Linked DNA regions of Homo sapiens: regions 1 and 3 are each linked to region 2. The links are chromatin contacts, found by Hi-C or POLR2A ChIA-PET in ENCODE. All regions are on one chromosome and are shown on one strand. Each heading gives the region's core, a stretch centred on a gene start or an enhancer-like site at or near the end of the contact. The rest is flanking DNA. Distances are from core to core; before and after follow the strand shown.

Region 1 (2,700 bases), core at 111-2,610, 1.5 Mb after region 2:
ATAAAATTGCTCTTTTTTATAGGTAAAAAAATGGTTAAATATCTAATCTCATATGCTGCAACTTAATCTTTACCAAGCACTACTCTGTATCTTGCTGGAATGAAAATAAAAACAAGCCTTCCCTCTACATAGTTGTAAGCTACGAAAGAGATTCTGACACAGATCTGAATGACTTATAGACAACTGATAATGAACAAATATATTTAATTTCCTTTGGCAAACCCAAGGAAATTACAATCATACAAACCTAAATTTTTATATATGAATTAGAAGACCCAGGGCAGGCTATAGTCCTTTAGTAGGCTAAGGTTTGAATTCCTACCTCAGGGAAAATTCTTTAAGGGGAGTGAAGAACAAGCAAACAAAAAGATCACAAAACATTTTTGGTAGTCGAACTAAAGGTGGTACATTCATTTGGGTTTTGGAAAGGCCAGTATCCCCATGCTGGGGAGAAAGTGTTTGAAGTGGGTTTGCTATCATTAGCATTTTAATGATGTCATTTTGATTATACATGTGGCCTGAGGTTTTTAAACATCTGGTGCCTTTTGTAAACCAAACTAATAAACAAAGAAAGGCTTCTCATAGCAACGGCACAGGAAGGAGGCATTTCCCAGCAAAGCTATTAAAGGGCCTCAAATCACTTGGCAACGTGCTATTTAAAGGCACAAGGAAAATTAGTATGAAACTAGTTCTCTCTCTTCTTTTCCATCAGAATTCCTCATTGTCACCAGGTCCTTGGGTGCCACCTCAACCCATCTGCCTGTTTTCTCCCTCCCTCAGTTCTATATGAGAAGGTCTTCTCCTCATACACAGAACATCTTTTTTCCCCTTAGAAATGGTAGGCACTTTCTTAGTCTGGTTGGATAATACTCACACCAGAGCTGTACCCAGGTAGTGCAGTTATAGGCCTGAAGCTTAGGATTGAAGTTCTATGTACACAAAAAATTTTGATTTGAGAGGGATTAGCATTAAGACATGACTGTGAATGAAGTCACCCAGGGAAAGCATGTCCAGAGAGGAGAAACAGAATGTCTCTGTTATTGGGAACATGCCTCCCTTCCTCATCCTGCCAACCCCAAGGTCATTGTAACACATCGTGGGATAGTAGTGCATGAAGTTTTTTCCTGCTCCTCGAATGCACCCATAACTGCTTTAATGGTAAGGCAGTCCCAAAATTGACAGAATCAGAAGGCCCACCTTGAGAGACCAGTTTTAAGCAACTTTCAACCTCTGCTTCAATTTTTTTGAGGGAGAGAGGAGTTTGCTGAAATTCTTATTCAAAGGGTTTACTCTTTGATCTGTACCTATAATGCTCCATGAGAGGCAATTTGTGGCTTTCATTTTCATTTTCATAGAACTAGACACCCTGCTAAAGGGACTAACTGAAGTCATACCTCCTCCTGGTCAGTAAACAAAAGGAGACAAAAAGCTGAGAGGCAGAGATCATGTCTCATCAGTGGGGGCCTTTCTGACTGAGAAATGCTCCCACTTCCCTGTCAGAATGGAAATGTCCACATACCTGTTCTAGGATGGAAAAGAAGAAAAGTTGGAGCAGGGAACTGGAGCACATGCCATCATTCCCTTCTCCTCAAGAATTTCTTATTCAGCCTCCCTGAAAGGTAAAGAAACTAAGGAGGTGGACAATTTTGTGTTAAAATTGACCCATTGGGGGTCCCATTGAACAACTAGCCAGGAGCCTTGGGAGGATGAACACAGCGGTGCTAACTGGGCTGCAATTTCAAAGTCGTGTAAAAGGCCTGGAATGATTCTGCCTCCAGAGAATGCTACCTCAGGGAGAATCAGGAGGAGACTTGAAAATTAAATCTAAAGACCAGAGTTAGTGTAAATTGTATTTAAATATATAATTTCTTAAAGGTAGTGTTTGGTGCCATGCTAAAGTTAAAGCCTGTTTGTTTTCAAATCAAGAACTACATTTGTATTTTTACATTAAGTGAAAAAATTCAGACTCTTATATTTAAGCATGTGTCAGCCTGGGCAACAAGGGAGACCCCATCTCTGAAAAAAAAAAAGAGAGAGAGAATTAGCTGGGCATGGTAGTGAGTGCCTATAGTCCAAGCTACTTGAGAGACTGAGGTGGGAAGATCACCTGAATCCAGGAGGTCAGGACTGCAATGAGATGTGACTGCGCCACTGTACTCCAGCCTGGGCAACAGAGCAAGACCCTGTCTCAAAAGTAAATATGTAAATGAAAGTAAAAATAAACATATGTCTCCTAAGTTGGACCATATATTCCTAATCATTAGGGCACTAACTCCCACATGCTGGCTTTGTGCCTAAGGGAGGGGGGAACACGGCATCTTCAGTGCAGAGCCTGTTGCACACCTCACGTGGATTTGGATGAACTGGACCTGTCCCTTGAGTCCACAGCTCCTGTGGTCTATGATACTTTTCCCTACAATAAAAGGTTCTATAGTCTCAGTTTTAGTAATTTTTAGTCTATATTTACTTATCAAACTCCTCTCTATTTTCATAGTCTTCCATCTCCTCCCATCCTATCTGGCATGCTTCTCCTCACAGTTTTTTTAACAGATCTCTAGGCCCAGTGTTATTTAATCTTTCTTTCTTTCTTTTTTTTTTTGAGACGGAGTCTCACTCTGTTGCCTAGGCTGGAGTGCAGTGGCGCGATCTCGGCTCACTGCAACCTCCGCCTCCCGGGTTCAAGTGATTCTCCTGCCTCAC
Region 2 (2,700 bases), core at 165-2,664:
GCACGCACTGGGAGACGCAGCTCAAGTCCGCTCCCCTTCTTGCACCCTCATATATATTTGGTGCAAAATGGAGAACCTTTTCCCCTACGTTTGTGTAAAAATATATGTAAATAAAGCCTTAAAATAGTGTTACCGACCCCCTTTTCCACTCGCAATAACATTGACTATAAATGCTGATAATTCCAAAAGAATCTCGACTCTTCCTTGAGTAGTCTGGAGCTAGCAGGTGCAAGTTTAGAAACAATAACTCATCACTGAGGGAGGCACTGAAAATTTTATAACTGTTAACTGGAATCTAAATTTCCATGTAAATGGGCTGTCTCTGGTCCCGTGTCAAGAGACTAATATTTTTCCAGAAGCCTGAAAATATGCTTTTATGATGTTGGGAGTCTCAAACGTAAAAACGGACTCCTAACCCTCTGGATGTTTCGGCTGAACTCTCAACTGTCCACCAGCTCCCCCTACACGTGGCTCCTTAGAAAGCGTGGAAAAGGGAAAAATGAAAAGAGAAACTGCCAGGACTTAAGATGTCTGCTTAAAGACTCCCTCGAACTGCAGTGAAGGGTCCTACCCGCTTCCAAAATGTCCACCCGCATTCCTGACGTCACTGGATCGGCTCCATCAAGCCAGAAAACGAGAGTGCGCTCCAATCAGGGCTCAGTCCCCGCCCTTGCCTTGCGTCACTTCCGGTGGTGCAGCAGCCATTTTGTCAGTCGCCAGCGGATCCCGCGCGCTGGAGAAGTGCAGTTCCCCCTGGTTACCAACTCGCCCGCTTTTCCTTCGGACTAAGGGAGCCGTCGAAGAGCGCTCGCCAAAGGCGCAGCCGTTTCTCCCTACGGTGCCGCCGCTCCTCCTGCAGCCGCCCGTAGGTAGCGGGCCGTTTTCCTCACCTGTCCCTGACAGGCGCCCTCAGGGAGCCGCGGTCCGCGATGTCAAGCGAGGAAAGCTACCGGGCCATCCTGCGTTACCTGACGAACGAGCGCGAGCCGTATGCGCCGGGCACCGAGGGCAATGTCAAGCGTAAAATCCGAAAAGCTGCCGCCTGCTACGTGGTGCGCGGCGGGACTCTGTATTACCAGCGGCGGCAGCGGCACCGCAAGACCTTCGCGGAGCTGGAGGTGGTGCTGCAGCCGGAGCGACGCCGGGACCTCATCGAGGCGGCGCACCTGGGTCCCGGCGGCACTCACCACACCCGGCATCAGACCTGGCACTACTTGTCCAAGACGTACTGGTGGCGAGGTGAGACCTAGCCCGCGGCGAGGGGGCGGGCTGGCGACTCGTTGCCTGGGCAAGGCTCGCTGGCGAGGCCTATGCGTACCCACGAGTCGGAGGGTCTCGGACGCCTCTGGGCGGCGGAGCTGCTGCCAGGCGGAGCCGAGAGGGTGGGGGACGCGAAAGGAGCCGCACTTCCCACAGGAAGGAGGCCGGCGAAGCTGGGGGCGGGCCCTGGCCCTGGGTGGGACCAAGGGGGCTTCCCCGGAGGCCGGGCCAGCCGCGGGGAGGGGCCGGACGCCTGGGCTGCGCCAGGTCCGCCTCCTTGGGCGGCCCCTTGAGGCTGTAGGCCCCGGCCCTCTGGAGGTGGCGTGTGGCTCGCGGCAGTGGAGGCTGCGGGGTGCACGTTTTCGACTGTGCTGACGTTTGGAAGGGGGGACGAGTCACCCGAAGCCGGGTCTCCCGTTTCTTTAGTGCTGCGCTTGGGTTTTGGCGAGCGAGTATGAGCTGCTCTGGACACATTCGCTAGTGTTCCTCAAATTTTGCCGCTGCTGCGTAAATAAGGAATAATACAATTATTTGCAGAAGTGATAAGGAGTGATTGAGAAATCGCCTTGAGCGTTTTTTTTTAAGAACAAGAAGTAAATGTAAAAGATATCAGTTACTGTTTTTGTTGTTTGGTTTTGCGGGGGCGGGGTGTTTGAGTAGACACGGGTCTCGCCTCGTTCCCCAAGCTGGTCTCCATCTGGCCTCAAGCCATCCTCCCGCCTCGGCCTCCCAAAGTGTTGGGATTTCAGGCATGAGCCACGGCGCCCAGCTTGATATTCGTAACTCTGAATGTTTTAATAATCTTTCCCCTAATGATGTGAAAAACGCGTTTGGGAACTGTGTAGCATTGTATATACGCAGAAAAGGTACGATTACTGTGACTTTTTGATTGTCAAAAAATACAGCTCTGAAGTTACTTGACTCCTTGGGAACCAGTTGTAAGGGAGGATAGCAAGTGTCCTTGGCTTCTTAACCATCTTCACTCTCCACAGTTAATGAATATTCAAACTGTCAGAATTAGTTAATAGTTTATAGTCCCATTTAAGAAATTTTGTTAGGAACAGTGCTGTCACTCTCCAATATGGCTACAGAAAAGTTATTTCATTCAAATCTTGGTTACTTCGTCTGTGAATAACGAAATTACTGAATAGTTTCTAAAGTTCTTTTCGGTTTATAAACATCATCAAGTTTATTCGTTTACGAACTATTGGATAATCAAATTCTTCCATTTATTTTCCACTTTAAACCAATATCTGAATTAAATTCCTGTAAGGACAGACAAATGCGAAGATTAAATTATGAGGTAATGAAGTAATCAGTGCATTTTGTTTGGATGGGTTTGGGTAGACATTAGTTTGTTGAACAAATGTCTCAGATTTAATACTTCAGGATTTGTTAAAGATGATAATTGTAACTATAGGTAACATTGATCAAGCTTGT
Region 3 (2,700 bases), core at 131-2,630, 1.6 Mb after region 2:
GTTTTTCATTTCTACTTTCCAGACCACCTTTGTGTAAGAATTAATGACCTTCCCTCAGCCTATTAACTCAGAATGTCATTAATCTCTAGGAAATACCTTATCAATTCTGCTTAAAGGGTATATGAGAAGTGCTATGTTTTCGGTTAATCTTATAGCCCTTTAACCACCCTGTTCAATGATTACTGAACCTTCCTGGAAGTCCCTTTTGCCCCAGAATTAGTTAACATTTTAATAGCAGTCTTACTTGTAAGCTATGAAATTGTTAGATACGAATTGCAGTTGATTCAAAAGAAATGCCTTCCAGGGAGCCAAACTGAGTTGTGAGAAATATGTGTCTAAAAAGATATTACTAGTCCAAATTCCTATTGCTCATGTCTTTCCTGAGTACTTAACAAACTAAATATTGCCACTCCCAAATCAGTATTAATGGTCAGCTTCAATTATATGTTATTTCAACTTTAAGCTCTGGTAGGAGAATACATTATCTACTAAATCAGCCTTGTCAACAGGCCAGAAAAATCTTTACAGGCATAAATGTTTGTATGCTGTTAGAGGAAAGTATATGAGACTTAAACAATGCTTACTTGTGAACACCCTTTCCAAGACTAGGCTAAGAGAACAATAGCTACACCTAAGTATAGTAAAAGAAACAATCTGTAAATGAAGATTCTTATATACATAAATCATGTCATGAGCAGAAAGTTAAATAAAGGCAGATACTTTTACAGAAAGATTAGAGTTAATGCATAGGTGAGGTTTTGGCTGTTACAGACAGAAGAAACTATAGAGGTAGAAAAACATGGAAGTGAAGAAACAAGGATGGCAATAGCTAGATATTGAGCTAGCTAAGCTGTAAATGGTGATTCTCAGCCAGTTTTGGGGGTAAGGGAAAATAACAGGGGTGACTCTTTTCATCCCTGTTTTTTCTGAGTTTCTCTTGATGAAAGTTTTTCTTGATGAAAGCTAACAAGCTGAGAACATCAGTGCAAATCACCAAAGCAATCGGGTCAAATTCACTGCTACTACTCCTGCAAAACAGGAAAAGGCCCTCAAGCTTAACTTTTAGATTCCTGGGCATGCAAAGCAGGCCTTGGTCAGCCAGATCTGTACTCGGTTCTTCTCTGCCTTGGTCACTGTCCTCTGGGTCTTGGGAACACAGGCCTATGTTCCAAGCCATTGTTCTTTAAACAAAGTTGTGAACTGCTAACAGTTTTATTTAAAAGTTTATAAAATGGTAACCACATTGCTACATCTTTCTGGAGTATCTCAAACAAAGTGTGGGTCACATTTCTTGTGTAAAAAAAAGTGTAGCTCAGAGTTATTGAATAAACAAAGACAACTGATGTAGTTAACGGGCTTTGTGTGACCACAGCTATGTCATCTTGGTCTTGATTCCAGTTTCAGGCAGAGGTCAGGGTGAGCCATCCCACAAAGGGGCCTCCTACCAGTCAGTCCATCTAGATGCTTTGCCTGAGCAAGCTTCTTTGCAGTCCCTACCCTGTAACTTGGCATGACTGGCAATGGGGGTGGGGGTGAGAGAGGGCCACTCTCATTGTAACCTGTGCTCTCCAATCCAAACACACACAGAGAGCAGTTGGCTTCATTTCAGAGAAATGAAAAGTCACCTCTCCTCAGTGGATGGCTAGAAGCCCCAATTTGGTGACATGGCCTCTGGGCCTTTAAGCAAATAAGGTAAGAGGACGCTTCTACTAACTGAAAACCTCTGAGTTAATGCGCCTGATTAAACAAGCTGTCAGGAACCTTGGCAGACCCGTGCTCATGATTCTTATTAATAAGGTTGATATTTACATAAATATCAGCTGTTCATTGATAATGCTGCCAACACACAGGGCATAGACTCTTTTCTTTAGGATAACACAGACAGATTTATCTTAATGCAACAATTTGTTATTTGAACAAACATGTTTATTGCAAGGCCAGTGAAGTGAAACCCAAAGGTTTTCTTGTTTGAATTTCCCAGGGGGCAGTTTGTAATAGCTGCTGGAAGAGACCATTCCATGGCTTCTAATACAGTGCAATGCTGGCAACCAATATTCTCTCCTCCATCTCAACTTTGGCTCTTAACTGCCCACACCTCCTTTTTGCTCAACATGAAGAATGGTTGTTGTTACCTGCCCAATCCGTGCTTCCAACTTGCCTAGAAAAAACCTGATTCAAGTTTTGAGGAATAAACTCCTAAAGACTCTAGATCTTCAGTTACACAAAGGAGCTCACACCTAGAGTGGATTTTGCAAATATTAAAACAGTTATCCCAACACTAGTTTGCTTTCATGCCAGTACTTGTGTGGCAGCCCCCAGTGGGGCCATAATAACCTTCAGAATGGAGCAGCTTTGCCCAACCTCCTGCTGTGCTCAAGACTTCGGGTTCTGCATGTGTGTTTCTGGCTGACTCTTGCTGTCTCATAGCTCTTGCTGCCACTGTGAGCTGCTGCCTTCTCCATGGTCTGAGTGGGCTTCTTTCAAAAAGCTGCTTGGTCTGCTTATGTGGGGAGACTTCAAATCACCAGTTTCCTATTAAAGACTCCTGGCCTACAATCACAGGGTGAACAGGAATATACAAAAGTCAGGGAAGGTATTTCACAAAGACTAGATCTGTGTACCCACAGTCGGTCTGCTTCATTTTTACAGCACTTAGTCTCCCAAGCCTCAACCTCACACTTTTTTCCTCCACTGGCACCT

Evidence for each region. Hi-C counts contacts between places; a loop is a spot of excess contacts on that map. ChIA-PET counts read pairs that join two places held with the same protein, here RNA polymerase II (POLR2A). Pooled maps may share reads with other maps.
Region 1: a loop to region 2 is called in a pooled map, with 4 times the contacts of the local background. The contact joins the enhancer-like site here to the promoter of ZBTB11-AS1 in region 2. A Hi-C loop is called at or near these places in 1 of 50 pooled maps. POLR2A ChIA-PET finds 5 or more read pairs at or near these places in 2 of 52 experiments (OCI-LY7 and T-cell).
Region 3: a pooled map shows a loop between it and region 2 (3-fold over the local background). The contact joins the enhancer-like site here to the promoter of ZBTB11-AS1 in region 2. A Hi-C loop is called at or near these places in 1 of 168 maps with a recorded cell type or tissue (psoas muscle), 1 of 37 single-sample maps with no recorded cell type and 1 of 50 pooled maps. POLR2A ChIA-PET finds 5 or more read pairs at or near these places in 2 of 52 experiments (A673 and PC-3).

The regions. Positions count from the first base shown.
Region 1 is chr3:100,208,796-100,211,495 of GRCh38, reverse strand. No RefSeq gene overlaps it. Among named protein-coding and RNA genes, the nearest start is that of TBC1D23, 51 kb to the left of the region's middle. RefSeq lists a silencer at 1,466-1,515. Within about 2 kb of position 1,360, at least 4 of the 41 ENCODE cell types and tissues checked have a DNase peak (open chromatin) inside an H3K27ac peak, as active enhancers do.
Region 2 is chr3:101,675,144-101,677,843 of GRCh38, reverse strand. It overlaps ZBTB11-AS1 (ZBTB11 antisense RNA 1), which reads right to left and starts at 1,414. Exons shown (of 1, transcript NR_024407.1): 1 at 1-1,414. It overlaps ZBTB11 (zinc finger and BTB domain containing 11), which reads left to right and starts at 712. Exons shown (of 11, transcript NM_014415.4): 1 at 712-1,239. The coding sequence starts at 930. LOC124906262 (endogenous retrovirus group K member 5 Gag polyprotein) reads right to left here and starts at 1,399. Exons shown (of 3, transcript XM_047449415.1): 1 at 1-1,399. RefSeq lists an enhancer at 1,020-1,574 and a silencer at 1,291-1,660.
Region 3 is chr3:100,102,996-100,105,695 of GRCh38, reverse strand. The region is part of intron 1 of CMSS1 (cms1 ribosomal small subunit homolog); the gene reads right to left. All of the region lies in intron 1 of FILIP1L (filamin A interacting protein 1 like), which reads left to right. Among named protein-coding and RNA genes, the nearest start is that of FILIP1L, 10 kb to the left of the region's middle. Within about 2 kb of position 1,380, at least 8 of the 41 ENCODE cell types and tissues checked have a DNase peak (open chromatin) inside an H3K27ac peak, as active enhancers do; they include PC-3, where a contact is called at or near this core.